Linked DNA regions of Homo sapiens: all the other regions are linked to region 2. A link is an interaction called in ENCODE POLR2A ChIA-PET data of the cell type or tissue named here. Cell type or tissue: GM12878. All regions are shown on one strand. Each heading gives the region's core, and the rest is flanking DNA. Links, peaks and the distances in the headings are about the cores only. Region 1 overlaps GNG2 (G protein subunit gamma 2). Region 2 holds the start of LOC105370489 (a long non-coding RNA gene). Region 3 overlaps NIN (ninein).

Region 1 (10,894 bases), core at 3,998-7,997, 1.1 Mb after region 2:
AGTCGGGTATCCTCTGAAATGAATAATTATAATGCATTGACTAAAGTTTTACTGCTTAGAATATGCCTCAATCAGATTTTAAAGCAGAACTTTTTAAACTATAGATTTCGTTTTTCCTCTCATATGTGGAAAGAAGATACATGTTTCCCAAACTTTATTCTATATTTAATTTTCTTAACATTAGTAAACAAAACTTAACTTAGTTTTTTTCTGATCATCAAAGTAATTCATACTGATTATTGAAAAATGTGGAAATTATTGAAAATTTGAAAGAAAAAATAAAAATGGCTCCATCTGTTAATTAAATTGTTAGTTGAACTGCATGTAACAGTGGCCTGATTTCACAGTGGCTAACATAAGTTAGAAGTTACTTCTTTTTAATGTAACAATCCGGACGTGGATGGCCCAGGACTGGTAAGGTAGCTGTGCTCCACAAGATCATGCAGGGAGCCAGGCTCCTTCTATCCTGTTTTTCTATCATTCCTATGAGGTTTCTCTTGCTTTCATTGTCTAAGGTGGCTTGTCACAAAGGCTCTGCTATAACCGGCAGGATGGAAGAAGTTGGAAGGGGAGGCCCTGACCCAGAAGTTACACATACCACTTTTGATGCTGTACCATTGAATTTTGTCACATGACTGCATACCTAGCAGCAAGGGAGGTTGGGGAAAGTAGCTATTATTGATATGTAGGTGCTTAGCTTAGAATTCTATTAAAACCATGGAAGAAGACGAGAGCAGATGTTGGGGTATATCTAGCAATTTCTGCCACTTTTGTTATTCTGTTGAACAGAGGAAATATATTGTTTAGATTTTGATGTATTTTCTTCCAGTCTTTATGTATCAGAAAGATACTATGTATAATTATACTAGAAAATGTGTTATATAATACAACTTATATTATGTATATAATACATGTTAGTGCATATATATTAGAAAAATATATTAAGACATAGAAAATATATATTAGAAAAAACATATGTAAATATGTATATTAGAAAATTGTTGAGTTCACACTATATATAATATTTTATATTTTTTACTTTAAAATTTAAATGACAATGCATTTTACATTCTTTTTACTTTATAATAAAATAACCTTATTTTAAGTTACTTTTTAAAGTAACAATATTTATTAATTTTAAAATAAAGTTAAGTAAAAAGAGAATATAAAATGCATTTTTTCATCATTTAAACATTTTTTTCTTTTTTCCGAGACAGACTCTCACTCTGTCACCCAGGCTAGAGTACAGTAGCATGATTATGGCTCACTATAGCCTCACTCTCCTGGGCTCAAGCTATCCTCCCACCTCAGCCTTCCAAGTAGATGGGACCACAGGTGTGCATCACCATGCCTGGCTAACTTTTGACTTTTATTGTAGAGAATATGTCTCGCTCTGTTGCCCAGGCTGGTCTCAAACTCCTGGACACAAGTGTTCCTCCCTCCTTGGCTTCCCAAAGTGCTGGGATTACAGACATGAGCCACTGCACCTGGCCCGTTTAAATTTCTTGTATTCATTGTTTTAAAATTTTATCATGTGGAGTTTCTGTTTTACTTAATAGGTTGAATTATTGATATTTAGGCTATTTCTTAACACCTTGATAATTCTTCTTTGTCCACATTGTGGGTTTGTTTTGGTTAAAGTCATGGAGTGGCATCACTAAAACAATGACTGAGAACATATTTGGGTCCCTTGATAAACAGGACCAGACGGCTTTCCAGAGTAGTTGTGCCAGCTTCCACTATCACCAATAACAAATGAGTGCCGGGCCCAGAACCCCCTTGAACAGGCTTATTTTGCCTGTCCCACCTAGTCTTTGTTACCCAAGGGTTCATTCTCCGAAAATAAGTTGTTTTTAGCCCTTGGCTTTTTTTTTTCTTTTTGCTGTCATTAATCATGAGATAATGGTTTTCTAATAACTTTAGCCCATTTAAAAACATATGGCCCCTATGGTAGTCTGGGAATATAATTGGTTGGGTTGAGATTGTAGCACACAGGCCAGTCTCAAGTAATGTGAGGCCTCTGGAGACACTGATGTTCGTTTGGCCCTAGAACCCCTTGCGAATTTGAGTTCCACCCTCATTCATACTATTCTAGATGTGAGATATCTCTTTGTTCTCAGACACTGCAAAATAGGAATGGGAAAGTGTTCCTTGAGGCTTTAGCAATTCCCTTTGAGCTGAGTGCTCTAAAGCTTTTCAGGAATAAAGAAGCTCATCTACACAGGAACTTTCTCCCGTAGGAACCACACTCGGCACTGGACAAACGTAGGCCACTCTGCCTGATAGCCACAGAGGTCATTAGTGGCTAAGGGCATAGGTGTCTTCTACTTCTAAACAGCCTATAGAAGCTGTGGGTGCCAAAGATACTCTTATAACCACCAACGTGTCCTCCACCCTCCTAAAGGGCCAGATACACACAAACTGTATGCACTCAAACTCTGTCCCTAATACCTGGAGCAAGAGTGTGTTGGTCTCTGCTGCTTTGGTCATGCTCGGAGCAAATTAGATTAGGTCAGGAGGAAAGATTGTTCTTATTCATTCCATCGGTATACAGCCTCTCCCACCAAGGACTCTGCTTCCTCTAGGTTCCTAAGTGGCCTTTGTGTTTTCATGTTTTCTTGCATGCTAGGAGATTTCACAAAGAAAGGGACTCCAATTTCACAAATCTATTTCTTAAAAGAAAGAGAGTTAATAAAAGTTCATTTCTAGGCTCTGAAATGTAAACCTGTGAGACCTCCTGCCCTTATAACTATATTGCCATTACCACCCACCCCCGTTTCAGAAACTTCATTCATTCTACTTATCCAGCTCTTGTGTATCATGTTATTTTTCCTTTTAAAAAATTCGTTTTTCTCTCTGCTTTCTCAACAGCCAGATCTGCCAGTGAGCCTCAGGCTTTAGGAACTGAAGAGGTAAGAATTCCAAAATATTTTCTTCTAGAATCTTGAATTTAACCAGAACTTAAAGAGGAAAAAAAATGTTAAGTGGTCTATAGATGAAAGCATGTGATGTTTTATTGAAAGAAACAGTCATAGAGTCCTTATCAATATTGACATGACTTCAGAATTTAAAGAAAAAATGGCTGTCTTTAATGATAGTTAAAATTGATTTTCATCCAGAATTTTTTCATTTTCTTCTAAAAACCTGAGTTGGAGAGCCTTTGAGGCTGCTGTCTTAACAGAATGTATCCTCACGGCACAAACATGATTAATAGGTGGCAGACATTGAGGGCATACCCTGTGCAAGATAAAGCCTCAGATGAGGCTGATTAGGTCAGGGAAAGGTAAACCCTGTTCTTAACAGATGGTTGTAAACATTGTAAGGGCTTTTCCAGCAGCAGCAGCAGCAACAACAACAACAAGAGGTCAATCTAATGCTATTGGGGTTTCATCTTGAAGAAGCTTACTTAGCTTTTGGAACTAGCTATAGCATTTGAATCTTGTTCTAGACTTGAAAGATAACCATAATCCTAGACAGGTGATAACGTGTTTGCCCACTCCAAGATACACAGTTTTCTCTAGTCAATGACTTAGATTCCCCTCCCCCACCATTTTAAAATGTAACTTCATTATGAAAAATGCCAAGTGTGTACCAAAGTAGAGAGAATAATATAATGAACGCCTACATCCCCATCACCCAATTTCAATGGTTGTCAACTCGTGGCTGGGATTGTTTCATTTCTACCTCTACCTACTTCTCTTCTTTCCCCATTGGATTATGGGTGCTTGCTGAATTGTTGGGCTTTTAATTGTTTATTTACATAACTGTTTAGGGGATACAGCAAATGCTAAAAAAAAATAAAACCTACTCATAACCTGACTTGCTTTACTGGAGCTAGTCATCCATCCATTTACGCATTCAGCAGGTATTTATTTCATGTTTACTAGGTATCAGTCCTTCCTTAGGATAAGAGGATCGATTTTCCTCAACTCATATTTATAAGGTCTGCAAATTTGGACTTTGGATATCTCCAAATGAGGTGATCTGTCAGAGATGTACTGACCTATACATGTATAGCTTTTGCTGCCCTATAGTCAAGTTCTTTTGAATTTAAGTACCTAATGTCTTTCAGGTGAGGGCTGAGACATCCCATATTCTATCAAATGTTACTAATAATGACTCTTTTATAAGCATCTGATGTTCTTTGAGTTGATTTCTGTCATGCTAATAAGTATGCTTAAATTTTTCAAATCAATCCAAGCAGAGTTTGTCAATGGGGTTTGCTGGCACGTCCAATGGGACAATTCTTCATTATCATCTTTGGTATCCCTGTCCTTGGTTCACAAAAGGCTGTGGCATCTTCCAGTCATTGTGACATCCAGAGCACTCTAGGGAGACGTTGTGAACATTGTGAACTACCGTGTCTTTGCACACAAATTTAAAGAGGTTATTTGGCATATTCCACTCATCTAAAAGCATTTTTCCTTCATACAAAATCAGTGGTTTCAGTTATGCTCAGTAGTTCCTTATGTAAGTAGTCTCTGTGCTAACAAACGCAAGAAGCTAAACAAAGTAGACAAGTAAAAGGAAGTATTGTTCTGTACTGTCAGGGGGATTTTGAGTATATTTGGTCTAGGGCTAAATTTAGTTTTCAAAGTATATACATGGAAAAAAATTAAACATGAGGTAATGGTCAAATATTGAGGTTAGAAGCAAAATACCAGCAAGGCATTATTGAACAGCAACTGTGATTAAAGGTGTATTAGTTTTCTATGGCTGCTGTAACAAATTATTACAAACCTAGTGGCTTAGAACAACACAAATGTATTATCTTACCATTCTATAGGTTAGGTTCTATAGGGATTTCACTGGGCTAAAAGCAAAATATCAACAAGACTGTGTTCCTTTCTGAAGGCTCTCTGGGTTGGATTTATTTCCTTGCCTTTTACAGCTTCTAGAGCTTCCTCCATCTTCAAAGCCAGTAGCATTGCCTCTCCATGCGTCTTTCTACCATAGTCCCATCTTCTTAATTTTTAGCCAGGAAAGGTTCTCTGATTTTTTAAGTATCTGTGTGATAAGATTGAACATACCTGGATAAGCCAGGCTAATCTCCTCATCACCAGGGCCTCCATTTAATCACATCTTTGAAGTCTCTTTATCTGTAAGGTTATGTATTTACAGGTTCCTGGGATTAGGACTGAACATATTTGGGGCCTATTATTCTGCCTACTACAAAGTCAAAGAGACTAATCCTTCAGAAAGGTAGAAATGCTTCAGGTAGCAGACCATCTAATGTCTAATTATATAGGATTAAAACATTAAGGTTTCCAACTTTGATGAAGCCAATTCTCATCTTGACTCTACAGTTCTCATTTTGTAGGTCCAGGTACTGAAGACTTTTGGTTTTCTTGAAGTGTCTGGCATTGGATCAAGGGGACTGGTTGAAGTCCAATGGCTCCTTTCTTGCCCAGACTTTTGGGTACTATAGGTATGGCCCCTAGAGAGTATGCTGCTTTTGTCATTTCTCCAACTCTGGAGGGTTTGCCTACAGTGTACAGATTACAAGGTCTTGAACAGAACCAAAGAAATGTGAGGTTTTTATTTTATGCTGTTATGTCTGGCTGTTATTTTATGTATTATTTATTAGGCTTTAAAATGTGGAAATTGGAGGAAAAAATAACATAATAATACAGAACCTCACTAGAGTGGTATTTATTATAGCCAATTTCTAGGTATGGTATAATTTCCTCCATACATTAAGTTATCCCCACAAAGTAAGAAACCATTTCTTGCCGGGTGTATGAAATAGATCACTGGGTTATTTTTTAAAAATCATCTTTTGAGTAGAATATGGCTGGAAATTTATGGTGAAGATTTAAAAATTTTCAGCTTTTTTTTGTTGTAGCAAGTCCTCTTAAAATCCACTTTTAGACACTTCAGCAATACAGACCTGAAGTCCAAACCTAGAGCTAGCAGCAGGGCAACAAACTGCCCTTATTTGCCAAGACAGGGCTTTCCTGGGACATAAGACTATCGGTGCTAAAACTGGGAGAATCCGGGGCAAATCAGGACAGTTGGTCACTCCAGATGTCTAACAAAATGACTCTTAATAGAAAGTAGCTGTCACATTGATGCATTGTTAAAATATAAATTTTGAGTGAACCAAATAATGACCATATCCCATAATATTTGGGTTGAAAATGGGGGTTAATCCAACTCTTGGAAAATCTGTAGCCATATATGCATGTTTGTTCAGACCAGCTTAAAAAGACAAAAAAAAAGAAAAAAAAAAAAAAAAAAAAACCCTGAGATTCAGAACTGAGAAGCAGCAGCCACGTTTATAGTCACAAGCCCTAGCTGCCCTTTCAGTTCTCCTGTGTTACCAGCAGGCTCCTGCACTTTGCCTCTGATGATGGAAGCTTTAATAACTTTGTTACTGAGGTGACCACAGGACCTCGCTGAATCTTTTTCAGCAGTCAGCCTGCATGGAAGTTATAAAATCCAAGTTTGCCAATGCAGCACAGAGCTCTCTTAGCTTTAATCTTGCCTTTCATAGAGCAAAATCGAACTTTTCCCCCCTAAGAGACAGCACAGACTGTTCAAGAAGAGGTAAATATTAGGAAGACTATCTGGAATGCCCAGTGGGAGGGGATTGGAGTGGATCATGTCTTGGAGTCTCATTTGGTTCTAAGAACATGGCGCTTCCTGACTCCCAGCGGTGGAGCATGAGCCACTTACCCCCATGTAAAGTTGCTACATCTGGGTAAAGACGCTTGCTGGGCCTTTCCCCACTACTTCTGCAGTACTCTGCCAGCATCATCCGTAGCAAAACCACACTGAGAAATCAGGGAAGCTGAAGGTCCTGGGGCCTCATCCCTTACATTTCTGTGGCTTTTATTTTGAGAATTTTATTCTCTAAATCATTAGGACTAAGCAAAGAGAGCTGTAATTGTACTTGAAAGAACAATAAATTAGCTTCCCTAGAATAGGCATTTGACTTTTAGGAGCTGGAAGACTTTTTTTTTTTTTTTTTTTTTTTAACGTATTTAATAGTTTCCTGTCTTCCAAAATTTCCTACTTGGTAGATCCAAAGCATTCTATTTCAATTCTTTTTTTTTTCTTTCCAAAAAAGATTCAGCACTATCAGTCATTGAAGTAGAATCTGGCTTTCTGACAAGGATGGGGCCTGGACAGAATTGTGAATTATTTTGATTTTTTCCTCAATCTCTTTTTGGGTTTCTTCCTTCCAGGACTTTCAATCCTGGTTTCATTTTGCTAAGACTCGCCTCATTTCAGCTTCAAATCTTTACCAATTTTTGTGAATCAACAAGTTGCAGAAGAAATGAAAACACATCAAGTTCTTATGCTGTAATTTAAACTTAGGTTCTTTTATTCTTTTTCAAAGAGAAATTAGAGAGTAAATGTAAATAAGGATCAAAATAACTACTTATCTGGGTACAGGGTTTCCTTCCGGGGTGATGGAATATCTTGGAACTAGTTAGCAGTGATAGCTGCACAACACCGTGAATGTACTAAATACCATTGAATTGTACACTTTACAATGGCTGATGGTTAATTTTATATGTGAATTTTACCTCAATTTAAAACAAAATGCCGATTGAACTTCAAGAGGAAAAAAGAAAAGGACTGTTTCCTCCTACCTTCAAATTCTGGAAAAAGTGTGAATCCGTTTTAATACACTCATGTTAAATTTCTACACCAAAATTGTTATAAAATTGTTCTATTCTGTTCCATTACTGGGAACAGATATTTGGATGTCATAGTGTCTGCAAGGTAGAATTAATTAGGAAACCCTTGAAGGGTAAAAGGGGAACATCTCTGAGAGTTAAGATACTAGTTGTTTATTCTTAAGATGTGTAGTTTTTGTTACTACGTTGTAGACTGGCCTGTACTTTGCAGAGCTGGTCACAGTAAAAATTTGTTTTTAAGTTTAAAAATTTAAAATACTGGACTTTCTTCCACCTATCGTGGGACAGAATTTGCATCAGCTAGGTTGGAAAGTTTTTTAATAGCCTATAGTAGCAGACTGCAATTGGTAGTGATAAAATGGAGAGTCCATTTGGGAGGCCGAGGCAGGCGGATCACGAGGTCAGGAGATCGGGACCATCCTGGCTAACACGGTGAAACCCAGTCTTTACTAAAAATACAAAAAAATTAGCTGGACATGGTGGCACATGCCTGTAGTCCCAGCTACTTGGGAGGCTGAGGCAGGAGAATGGCTTGAACCCAGGAGGCGGAGCTTGCAGTGAGCAGAGATCGTGCCACTGCACTCCAGCCTGGGTGACAGAGCGAGACTCCATCTCAAAAAAAAAAAAAGAAAAAAAAAAAGAAAAAAAAGAACAGTCCAGAAGTAATAACTTTAATGAAATGAGAGCAAGGTAACAAATTTCATATATATAAATACTTTTTATTAACAGTCTCCTTAAGACATCCCCAAGCACCATTACCTGACGGGGATTTGTTTCAAGGCATGACTGCATAGGGGTTTGCAGGTAATCCTTGGCTTAACTATGAAACTTTAGGACTTTAAATTTCTTCTAGGTTTAGAGACAACCATTTTAACCTTTCTGCAGAGATGTAACTAGGCAACCAGTATAGCACTTAACCAGTGCATAGCATTCAAACTTCCTAGCCATTTACATCATTTTTAAAAAATACTATTTAAATATCTCTGTTAGCTTTGGCATATGCTGCCATGTAACCTTTAATTTCTTAGAAAATATCATGCAAACCCGCAGCTGTAAAATGGTATGCTTCCTAGAAGCCCAGCATCCTCCAATGTTAATAAGGAAGTCAGCTTATAAGAAGAGCAGTAACAGCGTTGAGAGGTAGCCACATGTACTGTGTTTAAAATTGAGAATTTAAAAAGGAGGTTTCATGTTTGGTGTGTGAATTTATGAGTTTAAAATCATATCCTTGGCAGATGGTAATGAGCATTTCTTACAATATGATTCATGGAAAAATATACATTCGTAGAGATGAAAACTAGATTTTATTTTAGCTGATTAGGTGGTAACTAGGGATATCTAGTTTGATCAATAAGCACAAACTTATTGAAAGCTTTTTATGTACCAGACACTATATCAGTTATATACTATAACTGCTATATACTGTATACTATAACTAGCATACACTATATACTGTGTACTATAACTGGTATATGATCCTTTTTTGTGACAATTATGATTTTAGTTAGGTTTTTTTAATCATGAAAGAAATTCATGCAGAAAAAAACAATATATGTGAAATATTTAAAAATTCAAGTAGTAGGGACAGGCATAAATGAAAAATAAAAGCGTTTTTTTCCCACCAACTTGTAGCCTCAGTGCCTAGAGGTAACCACTGTGGAGAGTTTCTTGTGTCTCTTCCAGAGATTTTTTCATCTCCTGGTTAATCTGTATCAAAAAGGTGAATATAAGTGCCATTGAACCATCTGTTCATAAGCTTTTCTTCTGAGCTAAGTTTTACATTTTGAGACACTATTATGCTTATTTTTAAAATGTGCCTTTTAAAACTGAAAGAAAAAAAATGTCAGAACCAAAGTGATGCTAGCAGAGAGGGCTGGTGGTAGTGAGAACTACAGCTGAAGGATGTTAATGTGTAGTTTTAGCCTCTGTTAACATTTATATGCGGAACTTAAGTAATAAACCTTAATGTAGTTCTTTTATGATTTTCAAAGTCATCTGGGGTATATTATCTCCCTTTATCCTTTAGATGACCCTGCAACGCAGGAACTGTTTATTTTACAAAGGAGGAAGCTGTGGTTCCCAGAGGTTAAGTAATGTGCTTAGGGTCACACAGCTGAAAAGTGACAGAATCAAGTCTTTTCCAATTAGTCTTGAGCCAGACCACATGGTAACTGTGAGGAAGAGAGAGGCACAGTTACACCTCTGTGGCTCCTGCAGTAAAGGCTATGAAGTGAAGGAGACGGGTGCAGACCGAAGATCTGGGCAGTTGTTTTGATTCTGCCCCTTGGACAAGTTATTTAAGGCAGTAGAAACAAGTTAAGGTGGCTGCCTCTGTCCTCCTAGTCTCCTCAGTGGCTATTCTGTTCCGATTTTCTTAGGTTGTTTAGGTAATACTGACCACAGGGGAGGAGACTTGACCCATGCTGAGGAAGCCTCAGTATTTCATCACCAGACCACGATAGTTGGTTCAGAGGGTGGGCCTGCCATCAGCAGGGGCCAGTAGGTTCTTCCTCTGGAATTTTCCAACTCGAGTTGAGAGGAGAGGTCTCATCCTTTCTGGTCCCAAGGCAGTAAGAATCATGGAAAGCTGTGTTTCAGTCTGTGGACAGAATCAGGTCCAATGCACAGAGGGGAGGCGGAGAGAGTCAGAGAGAGAAGGGAAAGAAGGAGAGAGCCCAGTCATAATTGGAGTCCATGAATCCAGTCCATGTGAGCCAATACATTCCCATGTTTTGCCCAAGCTAATTCAAGTTGTGACTAAAAGAGTTTTGACTTATACCTCCAGGCCTTAGTTTCCCCATCTGTAAAATGGAGGTTATAATATTCACCCTGACTATATCTGAACTATGTAAATATCAATTGAGATAATGAATAGGAATATACTGTATAAATTGTAAAATATGACACAAATGTAGGATGGTATTCACTGATATGTCACACTGAGTTAGGAAAAGTTGAAAGAGTGAAATTACCACTTATTTGGAAAATAAGTGAGTGCTTTCTAAGAGCCATCTGATGTTATACAGAATTAAATGAAAGCTGCCAGGGTCCTCCAGATTTTCTTTTGAGACCTTCTTTCAAATACTCTTTTAAGTTCTAATCAATACCCATAATGAATACAAGGATAGAGCTTTTACCTTGCTGGCCTAGATTTATTCAGTGGGTTTCTGTTTTCTATCCCCTGCCGTATTCTATAACACACACACACACACACACCCCCGCCCCCAAACAAAAAAACAAAATGT
Region 2 (10,894 bases), core at 3,311-7,310:
AAAAAAGGATTAATTCAGCCCAAGTCCAATAGAGGTAAGGTGGATTTGTATTTGATTTAAAAATTATATTCATTAAGATAATTCAGCCTAAGTCAACATAGAGGAAGCTTAGAAGTTGTATTTGATTTAAAAATTATATTCACTAAGATTTAAAAGACAAAATTAAAGCCAGAAGCATCCAGGAAGTTGATGGATACTAATGCAGCCAAAAGCCAACTTAATGGAAAACTGTAGTTTACAGTAAATGTAAATATAAATAACTTGGACCCTGATATGGTTTGGCTGTGTCCCCACCCAAATGTCATCTTGAATTGTAGCTCCCATAATTCCCATGTGTTGTGGGAGGGACCCAGTGGGAGATAAGTGAACTGTGGGGGTAGTTTCCCCCATACTGTTCTTGGGGTAGTGAATAAATCTCACGAGATCTGATGGTTTTATAAGGGGTTTCCCCTTTTGCTCGGCTTTCATTCTGTCTTGCCTGCCACCACGTAAGGTGTGTCTCTCATCTTCTCATTCTCTCTCACCTTCCACCATGATTGTGAGGCCTCCCCAGCCACAAGGAACTGGGAGTCACTTAAACCTCTTTTTCTTTATAAATTACCCAGTCTCGGGTATGTCTTTATCAGCAGCGTGAAAACGGACTAATACAGATCCCATGCCATGAGACTACAGGAATGCCTGACAGGCAGGACACACACAATACATATTTGTTGAATTAATGAATAGATTAATATATTCAGATTTGTTATGCTACCCTTTCTTTCTTTCTTTTTTAATTAAACCAAGCTGCTAACCCTTATAAGTTTTTCTACAAATATCTTCTAAAGAGAAGAAAGATGACTGGCAGTAAAAACCACTTATAATTTTACAACTATAATCCCTACTGTATGCATCATGAAAATGATAACACTTGGATGGCTCCAGTGAATCCTATGGCATTTTTTCTTATAATTTAAAATTATGGACCATATAGAGTATCTTAATAGCATATGGCCAAGTCTGTGTGATCATCTGAGGAGAATAATTTGGTTTCATTAAAAAATGCAAATTTAACAGTAGTGCATTAACTCATGCCAACCCCCCCACTCTCAGGACTATCACCAGGGACCTCCCACATGAAATCAATATGCATCCATCTATTTAACTTTTATCACTGGCTCACTAAGTAAATATCACACTATAGACCACTTAAGTATTCATTATTCAGGCAAATAGCAAGCGTCAGAAGCAGGCTGGTAGTGTCAAGTCGTTAACAAATCAATCAATAACTGCTCCCTGTTTGAGTCTACCAAATGAGGGCAAAGATGTGCAACATCTGGAGAGCAAAGCATTGACCTGCTGCCAAGGTGCAGTCTGTTTACGGCGTGGCATTCCATATTTACGCAGACTCTAAGAAAACCACTCAAGGAAACCTTAGTTGTATCATGCCTTTTCAGACTTTAATGAGCATTAAAACAGATCAGCCCATTGATACTATCCTTTAGACACCAAAAGTACTGAGATCCCCAAGGACCATACTGGGAGATGCCAGTTTTTTTGCTACCCACAGAGTCTAAGACTGAGGCGGAACTGGAAAATATGTGAGTGCATGAGGAGCAAATGGTTCAATCTTCGAAGCTTCATTTTAAGATTATTAAAGCAAGATTTTTAGCATTTTATGGGGACCACATGTATGTAGAGACAGCTAACCCTCCCCCCGCCACAAGAGGCCAAGAATGGCTCCAGTTTTTGCAAAGAAGTCACATATTTTTTTCAAGTGTGAGTCCCATTTAACATCACACTCATGTGCCAAGTGCCTGAGAATATCATCTTTTGCACATGAATTTCAGGATGATGGCTACTCCTGTCTGTCTCAGGTTACAGAAAGCCAATACATGGTACTATATCTGAAGTCACTTACCTCTCTTGTCAGCTAAAAGACAGTGAAAATGAAATGAAGAAAAGGAAGCTCAGTCACTAGAATAAAGTTAAGCCTCACAACTGCTTCCTCAATTTATACGTGATAAAAACCAGAATGAAGCAACAGACTGCAAAAAGTGTTGTCCATCTTTTTCTCTCATCATTCCAAAATCCAACAGCAAGAGACTTGACTCAAAGCCATATAAACCTATTGATTATAAATAGCTATTAATTATAAATAAGGCAAATAATAAAAGCTATTAATTATAATGAGGAGAATTGAAGGCAATCTCAGGTCATGGCAGATCAAATATCCACCATTGGCAAGAGGAAAAAAAGACCCTCTCTCACTTCTTACTCACATCTGTGACTTGATCTATGGTAATAACATGACTATTTGTCATCAAACACAGAGGTTAACATTGGCGTGCACACACACATCCCTGCTGGAAGCAAGCCGTGCTGGGTTTTAAATGAACCTGCACTGTATTTATTTACCCTGCTGTCTTATTTCCTGGGTAGAAAGTTTAATTAATACTTCACCCAGAAATAATCCACACAAGAAATAGCTTCACTGGGAGTAAAAGTCATAACAATAGCTTTCTTACTGCATTTTCTTTCTCTTCAATGGAAATCTCACCCTCCTCCTTTCTGTCCCAGTGATGAATGTGGAGTCAATAAAATAAACCACAAAGAACAAGAAAAAAGTTGGAAAACATCCTTTCATTGCCTCTTTATCTAAGATGCTCACTGTACACCATAATTCCAGAGCACAAATTAAAGCAGGCTCTTGTCACCCTAGCAAACTGGACTGTGATGTCACACCCATTACATTCTTCTTTTTATCATGTAACAGCCAGGATGCTAGAAACAAGTTGCAACATGTGTGGTCCGCCCCACCCCCAGCACCCCGGCAGAAACCGCACCCCACTTCCCATAGCCACGTTCTTCCCCAGACCTTACCCTGCCCAAGAGGTTGTCCTGAAGTAATGTCTGCTGCAGCACTGGGGCCACCTCCTCCAAGCTCAACATGTGGCAAAGGTCGGTGAGTTCCTCCTGCCCCAGGGACCCTGTGCCCGTCGTGTCAAAACTGTCAAACAGCTCCTTGAGTCGGGCCTCATGCTGGTCCTGCTCCACCTCATCCATCCCATAGCCCACAGTGCTCACCTGTGTGTAAGACAGAGACAAGGACAGGTTGTGGCAGCCTCTCCAGTCCTACCGTGGTCACCACCTGGCACATTCCCGTTCTCTGTACCCCACCAGTCTCTAGGGAATGCTCGGGAACACCCAGTTTCTGATGCACCCCACAGCAAGACCCCCAGTCTCTGTAGGACCAGCCCTGGCCAGTGACACTCCTGCATGCACTCACATCAGGGGCATATACATAAGCTCAGATCACACTGGGAGCAAAATTACCAGAATGAGAGGGTCACGTACAGTAGAAGACACCCTCCTCTCTTGCCTGGTTCTCAGGCGGACAGCCAGACTGCCAAACTCAAGGCTGAAGGTGGTTCTCTCCCAGCTCTTCTAGCCCAGGATTTTAAGAAGGTGAAAAGCCACTTTGACAGCAAGACTATTCAAGTGAACTAATTGTTAGCGCCAGCAGACTGCATGGTCAGAGCTTCCATGCTAGCTGGCAAGCTTTAGACAACCTGCCCCGATGGTGCAATCGGTCAGCGTGGCCAAGCTGATTCGTTCTACTTCATTCAGCTTAGATGGCCCCCATCATAGCTAGACTGGAGGGCTGCAGCAAGAGGCACTAAATGAACACGACGTCTGCTACAAAACCACCTCCCTGTTTTACATGAAACTAAATGCCTTTTACACGAGTTCCTCAAAAAGCAACTCAATTAACTTCACTGGTGCAATTACATGAGGTGTGACGGGAAGAATATTCCCAGAAGCTTGCTTTAGTCCCAGCGAGTTTTAGGTAATGCTTAGTTGCCTAGAGAAAGGGGAAGACACTATTTCAACCTTTCAGACAGTGAGGTTTAAAGGAGCCACTGACTGGTTTATATGAATCATACAGCATCTCAGGGAACCTCCACTCACTAAAGCATCTCATCTCTTTATGCCTGGTTAACCTGTGTTCCGTCTCTCTCACCTACCCATACTCCAGGCTTTCCATTTTGCCACTGTCCTTAGGATCAGTAAAAACTTGGAGACGTCAATAACTGAGTCATTTTTGTTAAAAATATACATCATAAAATTCCAGGTAGCTCGTATTTTACTAATGAAATCTGTGGTTTTTTTTTTTTCCTTGCATGACAGTTCATTTTTAACGTGCTGGATTTTCCGATGAAAGCCTGAAACCTGCACATCTGAAGATGCCTTCGCCATGATGCAATGGATGCCAAACACGACATACACCCTTGGGACGGTGACCTCAGCCATCTGCAACAAGGCTCTCAGAACCAGTCCTTTGACTATAAAAAAAGCAGCAGCTTTCACTAACCAAGCATCTTTAATCCAAGCCAAATTACAGAACTCTCTAACTTAGAGGTGATCGTCCATACGGCAGATCATTACAACATGAAAAACGTAAGCTAAGATGTTGAACACAGCCAGAACTGAAAATAAAAGAGCTTTCTAAAACAAATCAATGTTGCTCTAGGTTGTGTTTGCTTTCTTTCCATAGACAGCTGTTCAAAACATGACAAGCTACAACAGGGCCACGATCTTGCCAGGGGTTTCAGCAGAACTGGGTGGACACAGAAGATAAATGTGAACAGCTCTGCCATACAGCTCAGTTTTTACTGGGGCCACTCATTAAAGTAAAGCAACATGGCACAATTTTGGTCCAGGTTCCTGGTCTTGGACAGGTCTCTTCTCCTAATTATCAGTTTTTCTGTTACTAAGGTGCTGCAGGCTCTGGCTGTCTTCCCAGGATTGGTCTGTTGGGTTAACTAATCACTATGTAAATGTTTTCAAAATAAGTTGAGAGTGTTATATAAACATCAAAGCCTCAGAAAAGAAACACCAAGTTGTTATGCAAAGCCACAGGAGTTAAGAATTTAGACAAGGCCAACACTTCGCTAACAAGATTCACTTAGAGTCCACCAGTTAATTGTCAACTAAGATCTGCTGAGAATCCCCAAGGTGCTCCAGGATTTTCAGTGTTGCGGTAGCTCTTAGTCTCACTCTGAGTTTTACAGTCCCCTGGGCTGTTATCTGACCGACCTCATAAAAGCAAGACTCTTCTTTTGCTTGATTTTGCATATATGTTTAAAAACTCAAAAGCGAAAGAATTCTAACACTTCCCTTTTTAAAAATTATTTTTAAGGGGCGGGGATTTGTCCATCTTAAACCAATGAAAGAGAGGAATAAAACACTGATGTACTGAGAAGCCCTGATCTTATCCACGGTGTCGAATTTGATATACTATCATGCCCCACTCTTTGGGAGGTCATTGGATTTTCACTAAATCAAACCTCTTTCATTTTATGGCAGCTTTCTTTTCTTTATCTCTTTATTTCATCTCCTTCCTTCTCAAAACACTGTGCTTGACTGAAGGGGAGACAAGCACCACCCCTGTGGAACAAATGCTCACGCTGAAACATCCAGGAGATGTTACGCATGGTGACAAGTTGTCAGTGCTCATCTGGCACAGAAGGCATTTTTACTGGTTGATATTATTTCCCAAATGTTCATCAGTAATTTCATGTGCAAGAATTTTTTTCTCCCCACTTGGCAGAAAGTTCTTTAATGGTAAGATCCACGCTCCTATTTCTTTTATATCTTCCCCCAAATGCATACTACAGTCAGTCTGTTCTTCAAGCCAGGGATTTGGTAAATATCATGGATTGACTTCCTGTATGGATCACTCCTTGAGAGGAAACGTACCCTAAATGAGGTCTACAGAAATGGGCATATGAAAATTTTGGAATGCCCATCTCATCCACCTACACACCTCCACTTCCCCCATCCCACCCTTTCTCAAAGGCATTTTCAGCCTCCTAAGCAAGAAGTAGAAAGCCAACACCAACTGCCAATCTGTAACATGCAGCGCTGTCTGAAGTTTAATTCAATAGGCTAGTAATTAAGTAAATGGATTCACAAACTTCGACTGCATTGTCTTGCTATGGGATGAAACTTTGGAGGAGAATCTATACTAAAACCTTTCTCAAGTCCCCTCGATTACAGCATGAGAATAACAATATCCATCTGGAAGGTTTGTTCTGAGAGTTAAATGTGGCAAGCAAGCGAGAGTGGCTAATTCCAGAGAAAGCTGATACAAGAGGGAATTTAAGATAACCAAAAGAATACCTGCAGCTACAAAGGAGTGGTAAACTGAAGAGGAGGTAACAAGTGAATTATCTACAGATCTACCTCCAAAGAAGCAAAGCAGGAGATGTGAAATGCTATAGAACAGACTGAGAATGGGCAGGGAGTGTACTATGTATATAAACATCATTATATAACTAAATGATAATGGCAGCAGGTAATGTTCAGAGCTTCCTCTATCTTTAAAAGCAGGTTATTGATAAATTTAATGTCAAATAAAAGCAGAAAGCTGCACTGTAACTGGGAATTACTTCTGAACATTTACTATGAGTCTGGCCTAAACTAAGTACTTTATGTATATCATCTCATTTAATCCTCCCAAATCTTAGAAGTGGATCTTCTCATTTTCCCACGCAAGATGTAGAAATTGGGGCTTGGCAAAATTAAGCCACTGTCCAAGGAGACAGCATTAATCTCCTTGAACAAAATGGGGGTGGAGCCAAGATTTGCACTCTAGTGTGACACTGAATTATATTATCCCTCAATCCTACACATGCACACAGAACACATGAATGAGACCTCTGAAATGATGCCATTGGCAAACCACTTATCTCCACCTTTATGTGTTAGCCAGTTGAACAGTACTAAGCAGTAGAAATCCCCACACAACACTCCATGGCCACAAACTTTTCCAAATTGGAATTGAGAAGCAGAGTTCCTTCCTTCCTACCTCCCTTGATCCATTTATTGAATAATTATAGCCTACAAGGCACCAGGGATATACAGATAGAATACACATTCCCTTTTTTTTCTAAAGCAGCTTTGGGATTTAGGGCATGAAAGAAAGAAATTCTTATATAAAAATGATCATGAAGTGTCCCATGTCTTCAATAATGGGCATTGCCCAGGAATTGGTAATTCGTAAATGACTTCCCCTGAATAAACACTTAAGTATGTATAATCTGTGCAATCCAGTGCTTTTCAGGGTCAGATCCTAACTGGTACCCACCAGAGGCAGGAGTCTTACTCAGAGATTAAGAAAGTTACATTTTGAGCGAGAAATTCTACTTCAAATTGCAAAGAAGAGCTCCAGTGTTACGAAGCCTGCCATAATAAACCTGGGCCTCTCCTCACCATCTACCTTTCCAGTCAAATTGTCAGAAGGCTTTATGACTCTTTCGGAATGAAAGAACCAGTATGGGCAATATTTTGGAGTTCTAACTGGGGATGGTTAAATAAGAAGCAGATGCACAGAACCATTAATCAAAACATTTACCACTCAATAACCACCCATAATGACAATTATTCTGAGCATTTTCCTTCCAAATAACTCAAAATAAGGCTGCCAAAATGCTGCCGACTCTGACAGTGGTGTTCATTACCCCAGCTGATGAAATCACAGTGCCAAATAGGACTGCAAACTAAATAGGTGGAGGTGTGGCTAGAATCATGAGTGGACATGTGGATTTATGAACTTTTCAGTGTTCAACCAAGGTACAGAAAGGAGCTTGTAACAATGACACCCCAGCTAAAGGGGACGTCTGTTCTGGGCCAGAGGGAGTGAAAAAGGGACAAAGTCTGGCGAGTGAAAAGGGGACAAAGTCTGGCAAGTGAAAACCAAGTAATAAATATGCACAATGCTAGAGCCCCTAGCCCAGGCCTTTTATTTCGCATCCAGATGGTTCAGCAGCTGAAGAGCTCTGCGGAATGTCTGCATGCCCCTCTCGGCTCAGCTGCTTTCCTTGAGAGGGCATCATAATAGATGCTTTTGGACCTGTGTGCAGACATAGCTGTTGGGGGTCCACAGACTAGGCAGTGACCACCAGTGACTCATTTACTTACTCTACAGCTGACGTGATGAACACCGACAAACCCCACTTGGGCAAAGCTCTCCATTTATGCCTTTAGCTTTCACCATTTGGCAAGTCGGAGCCTAATAACGCCAATGATCAAATTAAAGTGCTCTTTTTCTTCTTTCTTTTCTGCAAATACTTTAATTGGCTGCACAGATTTTCAGGCTCACCATATTGGACTACTTTCAGTATAAAAGGAAAGAGTGACAAGGATAAATTCAAGTTTAGTAAAAGCTCAATAGAAAAAGCAGTTGCAGCCATTTACGAGTTTATATAGGAGAATACTTCCGCCAAAAACCAGTGCTGCTTAGCAGCAAACTGATTACTGTCAGAATGCCTCCTCTCTGCTCAGTGTCTCACTTCTAGCTGGATACCAAAAGCACAACAATATCACTGTGAATGAAATCATGATACAAAAATATAACACGAAAGCTTAAATGCACAGGAAGAAAGTCACATTAAATACATTTGAAAAAATGGCTGGGAGCGGGGGCTCATGCCTGTAATCATAGCACTTTGGGAGGCTGAGGCAGGTGGATCACAAGGTCAGGAGATCGGGGCCATCCTGGCTAACACGTTGAAACCCTGTCTCTACTAAAAATACAAAAAAAAAAAAAAAAATAGCTAGGTGTGGTGGCGCACACCTGTAATCCCAGCTACTCGGGAGGCTGAGGCAGAAGTGTTGCTTGAACCTGGGAGGCAGAGGTTGCAGTGTGCCGAGATCATGCCATTGCACTCCAGCCCAGGAGAGAGCGAGAGACTCCGTATCAAAAAAAAAAAAAAAAAGAAAGAAAAAGAAAAATAACAACCTTTGTCAACTACACTATAATATTTAACTAAGGGAATCCTATCAGCGTTTATTCGAAAATGTAAGCAACCTTTATTATTTTACTATCCTGAAGGATGTAATAAACCCATGCTTTTGTTCAACCTAATAACTGGTAGATTACCCAATCAAGTAGTTAACTCAGGTTAGCTACAGGAAAAAAAAAACAAAAAACAAAAAACACAACAACAAAAAAACGCCATTAGCCTGGCACAATGTGCATTCAGTAACCTGTAATCAACTACTAAGTAAATTACAGAAGCAGAAAACAGAGCTGCATGTTTGTTACAAAAAAAAAAAAAAAGGAGAAAGCTTATAACAACTTCCACTTCTTAAGCCATATTGACTCACATTAATTTAGGATGCCTGAGGCTATGAGTATGGTACCCTGAGGTGTAAGTGAAGGTGATCTTCTCTTCTCACGTCTATGAACAATATTTTCCCAACTTTGTTTTTAAAGTGAGAATTAGGGTATAGATAGATGCTTTGTAATTTTTCCATCCAAAAGCTTGAATAAATGGTTAATTGCTGACTTAAATTGCAATAAAGAAGTGTCCTAATTTCAAACAAGGATGCTCACTTTCAGAATCTCATAATCTTTTCAAAATTCTATTTTATTCATAAATAGGATAAAAATCTTTTTGCAAGCTTCACTAAGTCTCTCCATAAGCCCCTGCCCAACAGATGCAAGTTCAATAGCTAGAATTCAAACCAGATAATTTATTGGCTTACAAATGAATTGGCATCTATAAAAATAAGCCTTCTAAAAAGGCTTCACGCTGTTTAAATCCTTCTAAAATGCTCTGGCTAAGCTTGCCCACCCTTTATCAATGTAAGACTGATAAAATGCATTTTCATTATCAACATAAAATGGAAGCATCAAGATAGTTGAAATGTTAGTTTAGAAAGTCATTTGCAGTGACATTTAAAACAATTTATTTGAACATTTGACTCATGATAAGAATACTGCCTATTACATTAAGATTGGCTGTTCAGAATTCACTGGAGCCCTATTCTCCCCCTCTGTGACAGTTAACATCTTTTGATATTAAGGGTCATTACACATCTAAAATGAAAAAGAAATAAGAAAAAAGAACCCCACGCCATTCTGAGCAAGTGCCTATTAAAATGACTGATCCTTGACATTTTAATGCAGACTGTATGATGGCTTCCTCTCTATTGCCCCCTGTGAAGCCTTTCCCTGTATTGGTAATAACTTTGCCGATGTCCAACCCTGTGGAACATTCATCCTACCTTTTCCCCACTCTGCAGAATGCTTCCCTCTAAAGAATCACCAGAGAACAGGGAAAATAAACAAATCTGCAAACAAATTCCCGGGCAGTTCACATCACCTCCCAAAGGACACTGACAATAGCTGAAGAGACCACAACACACAAACTCGTTTTTCAGCCAGCCTGTAATGTTCCTCCTATACACACTCTGGAAATCCTCAGCTCCCTTCAACTCCGGAGCAAGAGCCACCAATATTCCAGGTCAGCCACCTATATAATATGCTCACCACGAGAGAAGACTCAAGGTAAAATTAAACTGACAGAAAAAAGGAATTTTCCTTGTTAGATCATCAAGCCTCCGGAATCATGCAAACATGTGTGTATGTTATGGTGTTTACGGGGACCTAACTGAGAAACGTCGTGGTTCCAGGGGCTTCCCTCATGTGTCAGGATGGACTTTATCAGGATTCTCATCCTACAAAGCTACCATGTCAGTCACAAAAGACAACTACGCAATCTGTTTCGATGTAATAAATTCAGGAGTTGAGCTGTATGGCAAGCCCATCTTAGAAGTCCTCAACACCAGGAGAGGATCTGTCCTAGTTAGGAGCAGAAAGCAGATCTCATAATATCCAAGTTGTCTGGAAACATGATATATGGTAGGGCAGTCTTTCCAGCTCCCATTTTGTTGGTGCCTTCACCTCGGGTTGTCAGGGCTGGGGTTAGGGAAATTGCCTCTTTCCGTCTCTATCTCTTTTAACTTCGCAGCGAGAGCTGGAAGCAGTGACTGTTCCCATCACCTAGTGTCCTTCTGTCAGGGGCCGCTTCGGTAGCTACAGAAGCCTAGCCGCTGGAAGCTT
Region 3 (10,700 bases), core at 6,701-10,700, 87 kb before region 2:
TAAGAGATAGGAAATTCCTTGTCAAGCATTAACTGAGTGGCAAGGTATCTGAACACACAAGCGCATGCAAACCAGAAAGGATTAATGTAGAATTCCACAAAGAAGGACTTTTTATTTTATTCCTAGTTCTGAATTAACTAAATAGGCAAGCTGCAAGAGTTAAACTTCTGAGAAAGGATGATGAATGAAGCATTAAAGAGAAATAACTCTGAATACTTGAAAACCTAAGTAATATAAGATTGGATGTGGTGGTGAGCTGGGATCATGCTAATGCAAACAATGAAAAGATTTTTATTTTCTTAAATAGTTTTATGAACTATGTCAACTAGAAAGATGTCACTGACTATACACTCTATTTGTTGTGAAAAGTCATCACTTGTGATTTTCATGGGATGCAGCAGGCTGCACGGCTCTGGCACAGGAAAGCTCAGTGTACTTTGTTAGTAGCGCATATCCTAGCAACATTTAAATTCTGTAATATTTTTGGCATGGGATGGGAACATCAGGCCAATTGTGCGCTGTGTTTAAGTGATCCTGATACTTCATCGTTTATTACAAATGGGCAAATCGTCTATTACAGAACACTAAATGACTCAGCTTAGAAGCTGAGAGCTCAAAAGTAGCACCGCAGTTCTATGGATTTGTCATACAGGTTAAATATCTCTCTGAAAGAAGATTTAGGATTGTGATTTTGTTTTTTTTTTTTTTAATTTAAGAGATGGAGTCTTGCTATGATGCCCAGGCTGGAGTACAGTGGCTATTCACACACATGATCGTAGCTCACTGCAGCCTTGAACCTCTGGCCTCAAGCGATCCTCCCGTCTCAGCCTCCCAAGTAGCTGGGACTACAGGTGTGTGCCATTAGATTTAGGTTCTTTCTCTCCACCTTTGAACTGGTATAACTTTCAAATAAACAGGTAAAATTAACAGGTGATCTACTAGAGTAGAGAGAGCTTCATACCTGTGGTGTGTTGGTTTCGGAGGTCCTGTTTTCAAGTTCCTCCTGCAGGTGCTGGTTTATCCTTTCTGCCTGCAGCAGCTGGCGTTGAAGCTGCAGAAACTGCTCCCTGGGCACCATCGGACAGGCTTGCTGCTGGAGCAGCTGCAAATCCCAAGCATGAGGGGACGGGCTAGGCGTCGCAGTGGACCTCAGGTGCTGCATCTGAAGGACAAGGGCAAAGCCCTGTTCAGCTGAGTCCCTTCAATCCCAGAGCTGCCCTTTATGGTGTCAGGCAGTGAGTAATGAAGACTATTAATTCATTAATAACCCCAGACCCACTGAAACTTGGAAACAGGACAGCATATGGGCCCGAGGAATACAGAAATGAGAAAAGCTATTTCGCTTAGCAGAGAATATGCTTAATAAGTAGGCTTTCTTAAAAGTTTTAGGCTTAAAAAGCCCTTCCCAACTCTGGAGTGATATTAAGGGCACGATGTACATAATACATGTGAATTCTATTTCATTTTTTCTTATACTGGAATAATTACCTCCCCCCTTTTAAAAACGGGTTGGAGAAAGTGGCTATGCTTTAGGGTTTTACCACTTTACCATTCATAAAGATTGTTAAATGTTCAATGACTATATTTTTTCCAACCCCAAGTTAGCAATTTTTTTTGGAAGAACCTCATCTTGCATCTAAAATTATTTTAACCTACCTTTAGTTTATCAATATGTAATTATACCCTTAGATTAAACAGCACAAGACAGACAATTCTGGGGCATAAAGCAATAATATCCTAGAACATCTGGGAACTGGAGAACATGGAATGGAAGTATTCAAGACAATGAGGAAATGTGTACCAACATGCCAGTCAAAGTGGGGGAGAGGAAAGGGAGGACGATGCACAGCATTTTGGGCAGTGAGGCAGGCCACCTCACATCTATACACACGCGGAGCATGCAACAAACATTACCAAGACTAAACTCAAGAAGCGGCACCTCCAGGCTTGTGAGAAGGTGGAAAAGGACCTCTAAGACTCGGCTATAACTAAATGTTGTCATGAAATGTCAGAGCCACTATCCATTTCCTTATATCTAAATTTCTAGGTGGGGGTGGGGGCATTGCCCACTTTGAAATACCTCTAGTTGTAGATTCAGAAAACCACTTTGTTTTCATGATAAAAATTATGGAGAATTATCCCATAATTTTATATCAGTGGGATAATTTTCTTCATATATAATGCTTTAAATACTGAGGAAAAGTTTGATGTAAACAGACATATTATACCATTAAAACAAAATGAATACTGGCTCTTTCCTTAAGTACTTATTAACTGTTACAATCAACAGAAATAACATGAGCAAGGGGTTTAATGAGATGGCTCCATGCTATGAAAGTTCATTGAAAGAGAATGTTCTACCTTCACACACTATCTCAGGCAGAGAACTGCACCCTTCTCTGCTACTTCCAACCACTGAGTTCTAGGTACAGGTTAGCCACAGACAAGACAAAAAGAAGAGAAAATTACAGGAGTTAGAGAAAAGTATGAGTAATAAAAAGAGAAAGAACAGTACTAATTAGGTCTATTATATACATGAATAAGAGCATATGAAAGACACATTTTTCTGTATATAAATTTACAGACATTAAAATGTCTTACAACTCTAATTCTACAAGTGCATCTTCACTTACTGTATCCTATTTGTGCCCCGCCCAATATAATGATTTAGAAGATTCCAGGTCCAGGCCAGGCGCAGTGGCTCATGCCTGTAATCCCAACACTTTGGGAGGCCGAGGTGGGCGGATCACTTGGGGTCAGGAGTTCAAGACCAGCCTGTCCAACGTGGTGAAACCCCGTCTCTACTAAAAGTACAAAAATTACCCAGGCATGGTGGCACGTCGCCTTTGGTCCCAGCTACTCGGGAGGCTAAGGGCGGAGAATTGCTTGAACCTGGGAGGCAGAGATTGCAGTGAGCCAAGATCACACCAATGCACTCCAGCCTGGGTGACAGTGAGACTCCATCTCAAAAAAAAAAAAAAAAAAAAAATTAGGTCGCGTATGGTGGCTCACGCCTGTAATCCCAGCACTCTGGGAGGCCAAGGCAGGTGGATCACGAGGTCAGGAGATCAAGACCATCCTGGCAACGTGGTGAAATGCCATCTCTACTAAAAATACAACCAGGCATGGTGGTGGGCGCCTGTAATCCCAGCTACCTGGGAGGCTGAGGCAGAAGAATCGCTCGAATCCGGGAGGCAGAGGTTGCAGTGAGCTGAAATCGCGCCACTGCATTCCCACTTGGTGACAGAGCGAGACTCCGTTTAAAAATAAATAAATAAAAAAGATTATTCCAGGTCCAGTACAGAATGGATCTGATGTTAAATCTCTTGCCACTTGGAGACGCAGAATGCAGTATAAACTATAAGCCATTTTGTTGTTTAAGTGTCTGAAATGTTAGCTATCATAGAGGTACACAAGAGACTCGAGAACTGCTGATATAGTCTGTAACCCTTTTGTTGAGTGTTCAAAACAAACTTATTGAACCGCTCATGTTGAAAAAGCTCCGAAGTAGGCGTCAAATTCTAGCCCTAATTTTTTTCTTTACCTAGTCTAGTGATCTGTGATCTTTAATTACAGTGGGGGGATGTGTTATGTTAGAACCGTGACTGTTAAACTAGTATATAGAGATGAGAGACTACTTCCCCCAAGGGAGTGCACATATCAGGTTAGAACCATGAAGACAGCTGTGCTCAAATCCCCTGAATCCAGAGATTCTGATATAGAAACCTGTCCCTGCCCAGCCTGCCACCCGTTGCCCCAATCAGGTAAGAATCCCTGCCAGAGTGAGAAGGAATGTACCTATCCCTCAGGTGAGCTGGGACACACTGTGCATCCCCCAAATTAACCTACTCTATAGGTATCATACTATAAATAAAAATCCAATTTGTAGCGCTGGAGAGGGGGAATGGTTAATGCTTAATAGCTACAGCCGAGTGATGAACAGGTTTTGGAAGGAGTGGTAATGGTTGTAGGATGTTGTGAATTTAATGAATGCCACTGAATTGTACATTTTTAAATGGTTAAAATGGCAAATTCTATGTTAGGTATATATTTATCACAGGTTAAAAATTAATATACTAAAAACCATTGAATTGTACACCTGAAATATGCGAACTACATAATATGTGAATTATACCTCAATAACACTGTTTTTGTTTGTTTTTTTGTTTTTTGGGTTTTTTTTTGAGACGGAGTCTTGCTCTGTCACCCAGGCTGGAGTGCAGTGGTGCGATCTCAGCTCACAGCAACCTCCATCTCCTGGGTTCAAGTGATTCTTCTGCCTCAGCCTCCTGAGTAGCTGGGACTACAGGCGCATGCCACGGCGCCCGGCCAATAACACTGTTTTTAAAAACTTCAATCTGGAGAAATATAGGAGAGATCAGGGAACTCCCAACACTTTGGGAGGCTGAGGTGGGAGGATTGCTTGAGCCCAAGAATTCAAGGCTGCAGTGAGCTGTGATCACAACACTGAACTCTAGCCTGGGTGACAGAATCTCAAAAAAAATATCCAATTTGTGTAAATCTATAGCATTAATAATTTTTTTTTTTTGAGATGGAGTCTTGCTCTGTTGCCTAGGCTGGAGTGCAGTGGCACGATCTTGGCTCACTGCAACCTCCGCCTCCCGGGTTCAAGCGATTCTCCTGCCTCAGCCTCCTGAGTAGCTGGGATTACAGGCGCACACAACCACGCCCAGCTAATTTTTGTATTTTTAGTAGAGATGAGGTTTCACCATGTTGGTCACGCTGGTCTCGAACTCCTGACCTTGTGAACCACCTGCCTCAGCCTCCCAAAGTGCTGGGATTATAGGCATGAGCCACTGTGCCTGGCCAATAATTCAGTTCCATTTCCTAATGAAAGTTTCATTAGAATAAATAGGTATGAGATGTTCTTTTCAGTGTTCAAATAGAAAAATCCATGCTTTTTCCTTAGCTGTTCGGCTCCAGTGTCAAGAACACTCAATTTTCCTCCTCTGTTAGCAAATATTTACTACTAGGTGGGAAAACAACAAGGGGAAATTGCTTACGATGGCTAATAATGTTAATGGGTGCTGGGTAAAACAGGAACAGGCAGGAGAAGAACTGGTCTCTTGGCAGAGCCTCTGGAAAGGCTCTCACAGTGACTAAGTACACACTGCTACTTTTCAATTTGATACTAGACATATGGGCTTAGTTTTAGACATCTTATTCCTCAGAGTATATAATTATATTTCATCAGAAAAGCATGTCTACATCTAAGTACAGCCCACAGCTCAAAGTTTTGAATGCATTCATTATATTGCTGTTAAAAAAAGAAAAAATGGTTTAGACTTCACTAAAACTTTCATGAATTTCCCCTTTAGTTGATAAATCAGAGAACACAAAATTGACAAACTTCACTGGTGATTTAATGTTAGTGCTATACGTTTGCCCATATTTCACATTAAAAATCAATGCTTGGTGCTTGGTTTTTAAAAGCTACCTTTGCATGTGGCCAGCTTCATAAAAGAAAATACTTAAATAGCTCCATTTCTTCTTTTTCTTCTTTATTTTTTTTTTTTTTTCTTTTTGAGATGGAGTCCGGCATTGTTGCCCAGGCTGGAGTGCAATGACGTGATCTCGGCTCACTGCAACCTCCGCCTCCCAGGTTCAAGCAGTTCTCCTGCCTCAGCCTCCCAAGTAGCTAGGATCACAGGTGCCCACCACCACGCCCAGCTAATTTTTTTGTATTTTTAGTAGAGACAGGGTTTCACTATGTTGGCCAGGCTGGTCTCGAACTCCTGACCTCAGGTGATCCACCTGCCTCAGCCTCCCAAAGTGCTGGGATTACAGGGGTAAGCCACTGCGCCCGGCCCCATTTCTTCTTATAATTCTGGCTTAACAATATGTGTATACACAGTACTTTTTAAGAGCACAAAAAGACAATTTCTACAGGTTCTTCTCTGCCTTACATAAGTCTTATAGTTCACTAAATGTTAGATTAACTAATTTCATTTACCCAAGGTATATCAATGAAATCCTTAAGAAGGATGTACACATAAGTTTGTTATATCCTATAATTAAACTCGGTATTCAGAAAGCAATCTAGAAGACTGGAACTCAAAGTCCAAGCTGACAAGCTAGTTTTACAAATCCATTTTTTTTCTTTTTCTTTCTTTTTGAGACAGGGTCTCTCACTGTCTCCCAAGCTGGAGTGCAGTGGTGTGATCTCAGCTCATTGCTACCTCCAACTCCTGTGCTTAAACAATCCTGTCTCAGCCTCTCAAGTAGCTGGGACTACAGGTACGTGCCACCACACCTGGCTAATTTTTGTATTTTTTTTTTTTTTTGTAGAGACAGGGTTTCGCCATGTTGCCCAGGCTGGTCTTGAACTTCTGGACTCAAGCCATTTGACTGCCTCAGCCTCCCAAAATGCTGGGATTACAGGTATAAGCCACCATGTCCGGCCACAAATACATTTTCATAGTGATCAGATGTACCTCTCACAAGGCAGTCCTGAGTTCTAAATGTAGTAATGAAGAATAGCAGCACTTGAAATTAAAACTTCCAAATGTTAATGCTCTCAAATTTCCCGCATGGATTTCCCAACTGAAGAGGGTGCTAGAGATCAATCATGTCTATAAAATGCTGCAATATAGGAGGGATCAGTGAACTGGTATAAACATGGTGATGGCAAGAGTGCTCAGGGCCCCTTGGCTAATCAGAGAGTCCCTGCCCCCTGAATTTGCAGAGGTACAGGTCTTTGCATTTTAGGTCATCATTATTACTTACTCTGAAAAGCAGTATGGCTTCCTATGGCAGTATAATGAAGCAAAGTTGTCTGTTAAACTTGGTAAGGCGGACCAAAGAATTCAACTTGGCAGTGTACTTAGATTTTCACAACGGGAATTCAATGCCATGTCTAGTCTCTCCCAACAAATACCTCATTCATGGATTAACATATTCTTCATAGCTAAGGCCATCTGCTGAGAAACTTACCTCCATGAGCTGCTCATCCAGTTTTACTTGTTTCTTTTTCAGGCCTTCATTTTCCAAATGAATTGTTTCTAATTCTTGTTCAAGGGAATTCATCTGACTGACCTGTTTAAAAAAAACAAAATATTCCCTTGAAACAGAAACAAAAACACTTGAGTTGTTCTACTTTATTTTGACAAATCTGTGCTTGTCAGAAATCTCAACTCTTGGAAGAAAGCCAAGTTAATTCAGTGACAAACAAATAATACAATTCAGTGTATTGCTTACATTTAAGTAATCTAGTTTTAATCACCTGTCCTCACACAGAATAGATTCCTTAAGGCAGCTGGCTTTTAAACTTGGATGCCACCCACTGTAAGAAATACGTTTTATCTTACAACGCAGTACACACACCCACACATATGTACAGTACATATCACTGAAATATCCTTACCATGGACCATGTACTCTGATATTTTGTAGTATATTAATAAAAAATGCTGGTTTCCATTAAATTGATTTCATTATCCTCTACTATGGATCTGCAGCAGGAAAAATACTGTCTTAATGCAAACTTAAAGGCTTAAAATTGAGAGTACATAAAACCTGATTTATATAACTTTTTAATTTTAAAGATTTCGTGAGTACCTTTTTTTTTTGAGACAGAGTCTCACTCTGTCACCCAGGCTGGAGTGCAGTGGCACAGTCTCAGCTCACTGCAACCTGCGCTTCCCAGGTTCAAGCGATTCACCTGCCTCAGCTTCCCAAATAGCTGGGACTACAGGTGTGCACCACTGCACCCAGCTAGTTTTTGTATATTTTTTTTTTTTAGAGATGGGATTTCACCATGTTGATGAGACTGGTCTCGAACTCCTGACCTCGTGATCTGCCCACCTCGGCCTCCCAAAGTGCTGGGATTACAGGCATGAGCCACCGCGTCCAGCCTCACTTTTATAACTCTTTACTACAGGAAGAACCTAGTGAGCTAGAGGACACCGAGTCAGAATATTGCTCAGTAAAAAACATACAACACTATCTTAGAAAGCTGATTTTGCTTCTATCAAAAAGAGCTGAGGAGAACAGCAAGAATTGTGAAACAGAAGTGTAGTCTTCCAGGTCCATTTTAAACTTCAGTATTATTAAAAGCCTATCACAGACTTTTCTCCCCCTAATGAGCAGCTAAATGAAACCCATTTTCTTTCTGCAAAGTTTACTTGAATGTACCTGAAATTAAATGACATTTCAGCTTTAGAGCACAACCAGGTCTTCTTACTGCAAATGGTCATGATAACTTTCACAAAAAACAAAAATTTTATGAATATTTTATAATGAAATATTTTTCTCAGATTTCTAAACAGACCATATTTTTTATAAAGAGGTAATAGTGAAAACTGAGTTTCAGTTTAGAAAAAGAAAAGTAACAACTCTGAGAAGTCTGGTCTAGAACTCTAACTTCATGGGACAAATTACAGAAAGCAAACTGATTGGCACTGCAGAGGTGTGACCAGGGGGTAGCCAGCCTCCAAGAGGCCTCAAAGAGCCCCACCTCCGGGTATTCACACCCTTATACAGTCCTCTCCCACACTATACTAGGGTTAGTCTGCGTGACAAATACAGTGCAGCAGAAATGTTGGTATGTCACTCGCAGGATTAGATCATAAAGGGACCACAGCTTCTGTCTTGGTCTTTCGGTCTCAGTGTCTGTTTCATCACTCCTTCTGGGGGAAGCCAGATGCTACACCCTGAGAAAAGGCCCAGGTAGTGAAGAGCTGAGGTCTCAGGCAAGCAGCCAGCAAGGAACAGCAGCCTCTTGCTAACAGTTGTACAAATGAGCTTGTAAAGTAGATCCTCTAGCCCCAGTGAAGCGTTCGGGTAACTGCAGGCCTGGCCAACATGTAGACTGCATCCTCATGAGAGCCCTGAGTTGGACCACCCAGCTAAGCTGCTTCTGAAATCCTGACTTGCAGATAAGACAAGAAATGTTGTTTTAATTTGTTACATAGCAAAAAAAAAAAAAAAAAAAAAAAAAGCCCATATTAAGATGTTTCTAATATTCGAGTGATAAATATTTTGCCAACTTATAAGGGCTTCTAATACTAATAAAGATGATTAATTGCCTTCTTTAAGAAGCTTAAATTGTGGTTTTTTGTTGTTGTTTTTTTTTTTTTTTTTTAAACAGAGTCTCACTCTGTTACCCAGGCTGGAGTACACTGTGTGATCTTAGCTCACTGCAACCTCCGCCTCCTGGGTTCCAGCAATTCTCCTGCCTCAGCCTCCCAAGTAGCTGGGACTATAGGCATGTGCCACCATGCCTGGCTAATTTTTGTGTTTTTTTAGTAGAGATGGAGTTTTACCGTATTGGTCAGGCTGGTCTCAAACTCCTGACTTGGTGATCTGCCTGCATCGGCCTCCCAAAGTGCTGGGATTACAGGCATGAGCCACCACACCCGGCCAAACTGTTATTTTTTCAACCATTATTCAATCAAAAAGAACCACGATGCTATTTTGACAAGATAACAGCATAAAGAGATACATGCCAAAATATGCCATCGTAATCATTTCCTTAGAAGTACACCTGAGAAGAAACACACTTAAGAACGCATTATAGTGAGAACACAGATGTACGCCATATATTCTCAAAAACTCACCTTCCTGTTAGCAGGAGATTGTTCTTTCTGAAACTGATCACACTCTCTCTTTAAGCTCAATTTTTCTTGCTCTGTGGGATTCATGGTACCTGATGGGTTTAGATGTTTTTGGTGCTTGGGAAGAAGATTGGATTCCAACTGACGGACCTAACAGGAACAAATGTAAGAGGAAAAAATGCTAATACAATCACCCAGCCAGCAAAAACAACAAACATAGGGAAAGTTTTAATTCAGTACTTGGGTCCTGTTTAACATCCTTTTTCAATCAAGCCTGTAAATACTTGAAGCTAGCTTTTCTGGATTTCAAAAGACCCTTTCTAGGTGAGTCTGGTTGGGTCTGCAAACCCAGGACTGTAGGAACAAGACTGGGAAGAGGGGACTTCTGGGTCTACTAACTCTCCAGGAGTCAACAGTGTATGTGATGTGGCTGCCAGGAAAACAGGCACAGTGGTCCCAGGCCCTTTTTTTCTGACATGAACACTACTTTTAGGAGAGAATGGGCTGACAGTTCCCATCTGCTCTTATTGGACTATTCACATCTAAAACAGTTCTACGAAGACATGAACCATGTCTGTCTTGCTCACCACTGCAGCATCCGTGATAGCAGTTTCTGGCATGGAGTAGGTGTTCTAACTAAATATCTGCGACTCTTCAGAGTTCCTCCTCAAAAGGGGTGTTAAGCATAGGTTAAATATCATTGGGAGACTATGCAGCAGAGGTAAGGAATTCAAGCACCAAGTTGGTGGTTGGAAAAGACCTTAAACCTTGAAATGCTGTCTTTTAAAGGAGGCACCTTTTTCTCTCGTGAGGAGTTATTTAGACCTGCAAGATCTGAGTCTAGTTTTACCATTTTTGTACTACTAGTCTTGGTGGCCAGCCAATTTGAAGACTATATGGTTCACATAATTTCCATGAGTCTATATTTTGGATATGAAGATTAAAGTCACAAATATATTTTAATATAAAACTGCTTATAAAAATATTTTATAAACATCAGGATAAAATTATATGTGAGTAAATGATAAATGATACATTCTTAAAATAAGTCTGCTATAGCAGGATACTCAAATCCATACCTTAGAACCATTCCAATCATATCCAACATTCATTTTCCTATCAAAC

Evidence for each region. ChIA-PET counts read pairs that join two places held together with the same protein. Peaks named below come from ENCODE experiments on the same cell type or tissue, not always from the same donor. Only the 100,000 strongest peaks of a DNase experiment are listed, where the experiment ranks them.
Region 1: POLR2A ChIA-PET joins it to region 2 with 6 read pairs; 1 of 35 experiments calls an interaction of 5 or more read pairs at or near these places.
Region 3: POLR2A ChIA-PET joins it to region 2 with 7 read pairs; 3 of 35 experiments call an interaction of 5 or more read pairs at or near these places.

The regions. Positions count from the first base shown.
Region 1 is chr14:51,874,746-51,885,639 of GRCh38, forward strand. It overlaps GNG2 (G protein subunit gamma 2), which reads left to right. Exons shown (of 4, transcript NM_053064.5): 2 at 2,872-2,912. Among named protein-coding and RNA genes, the nearest start is that of GNG2, 20 kb to the left of the region's middle. RefSeq lists a silencer at 9,703-9,802 and an enhancer at 10,053-10,122. In GM12878, for the core only: no CTCF peak of the experiment used is centred there; no DNase peak of the experiment used is centred there; H3K4me3 peaks cover 558 bases; H3K27ac peaks cover 2,391 bases.
Region 2 is chr14:50,819,012-50,829,905 of GRCh38, forward strand. NIN (ninein) reads right to left here. Exons shown (of 31, transcript NM_020921.4): 3 at 2,863-3,066. The coding sequence starts at 3,045. LOC105370489 (a long non-coding RNA gene) reads left to right here and starts at 2,786. Exons shown (of 2, transcript NR_135258.1): 1 at 2,786-2,940; 2 at 4,171-4,498. RefSeq lists enhancers at 2,795-2,844, 10,833-10,882 and a silencer at 3,305-3,364. In GM12878, for the core only: no CTCF peak of the experiment used is centred there; DNase peaks (open chromatin) are centred at 3,810, 4,280, 4,593, 5,010 and 1 weaker place; H3K4me3 peaks cover 4,000 bases; H3K27ac peaks cover 2,956 bases.
Region 3 is chr14:50,728,562-50,739,261 of GRCh38, forward strand. It overlaps NIN (ninein), which reads right to left. Exons shown (of 31, transcript NM_020921.4): 27 at 9,579-9,725; 28 at 6,955-7,056; 29 at 962-1,162. Among named protein-coding and RNA genes, the nearest start is that of SAV1, 66 kb to the left of the region's middle. In GM12878, for the core only: no CTCF peak of the experiment used is centred there; a DNase peak (open chromatin) is centred at 8,600; H3K27ac peaks cover 2,451 bases.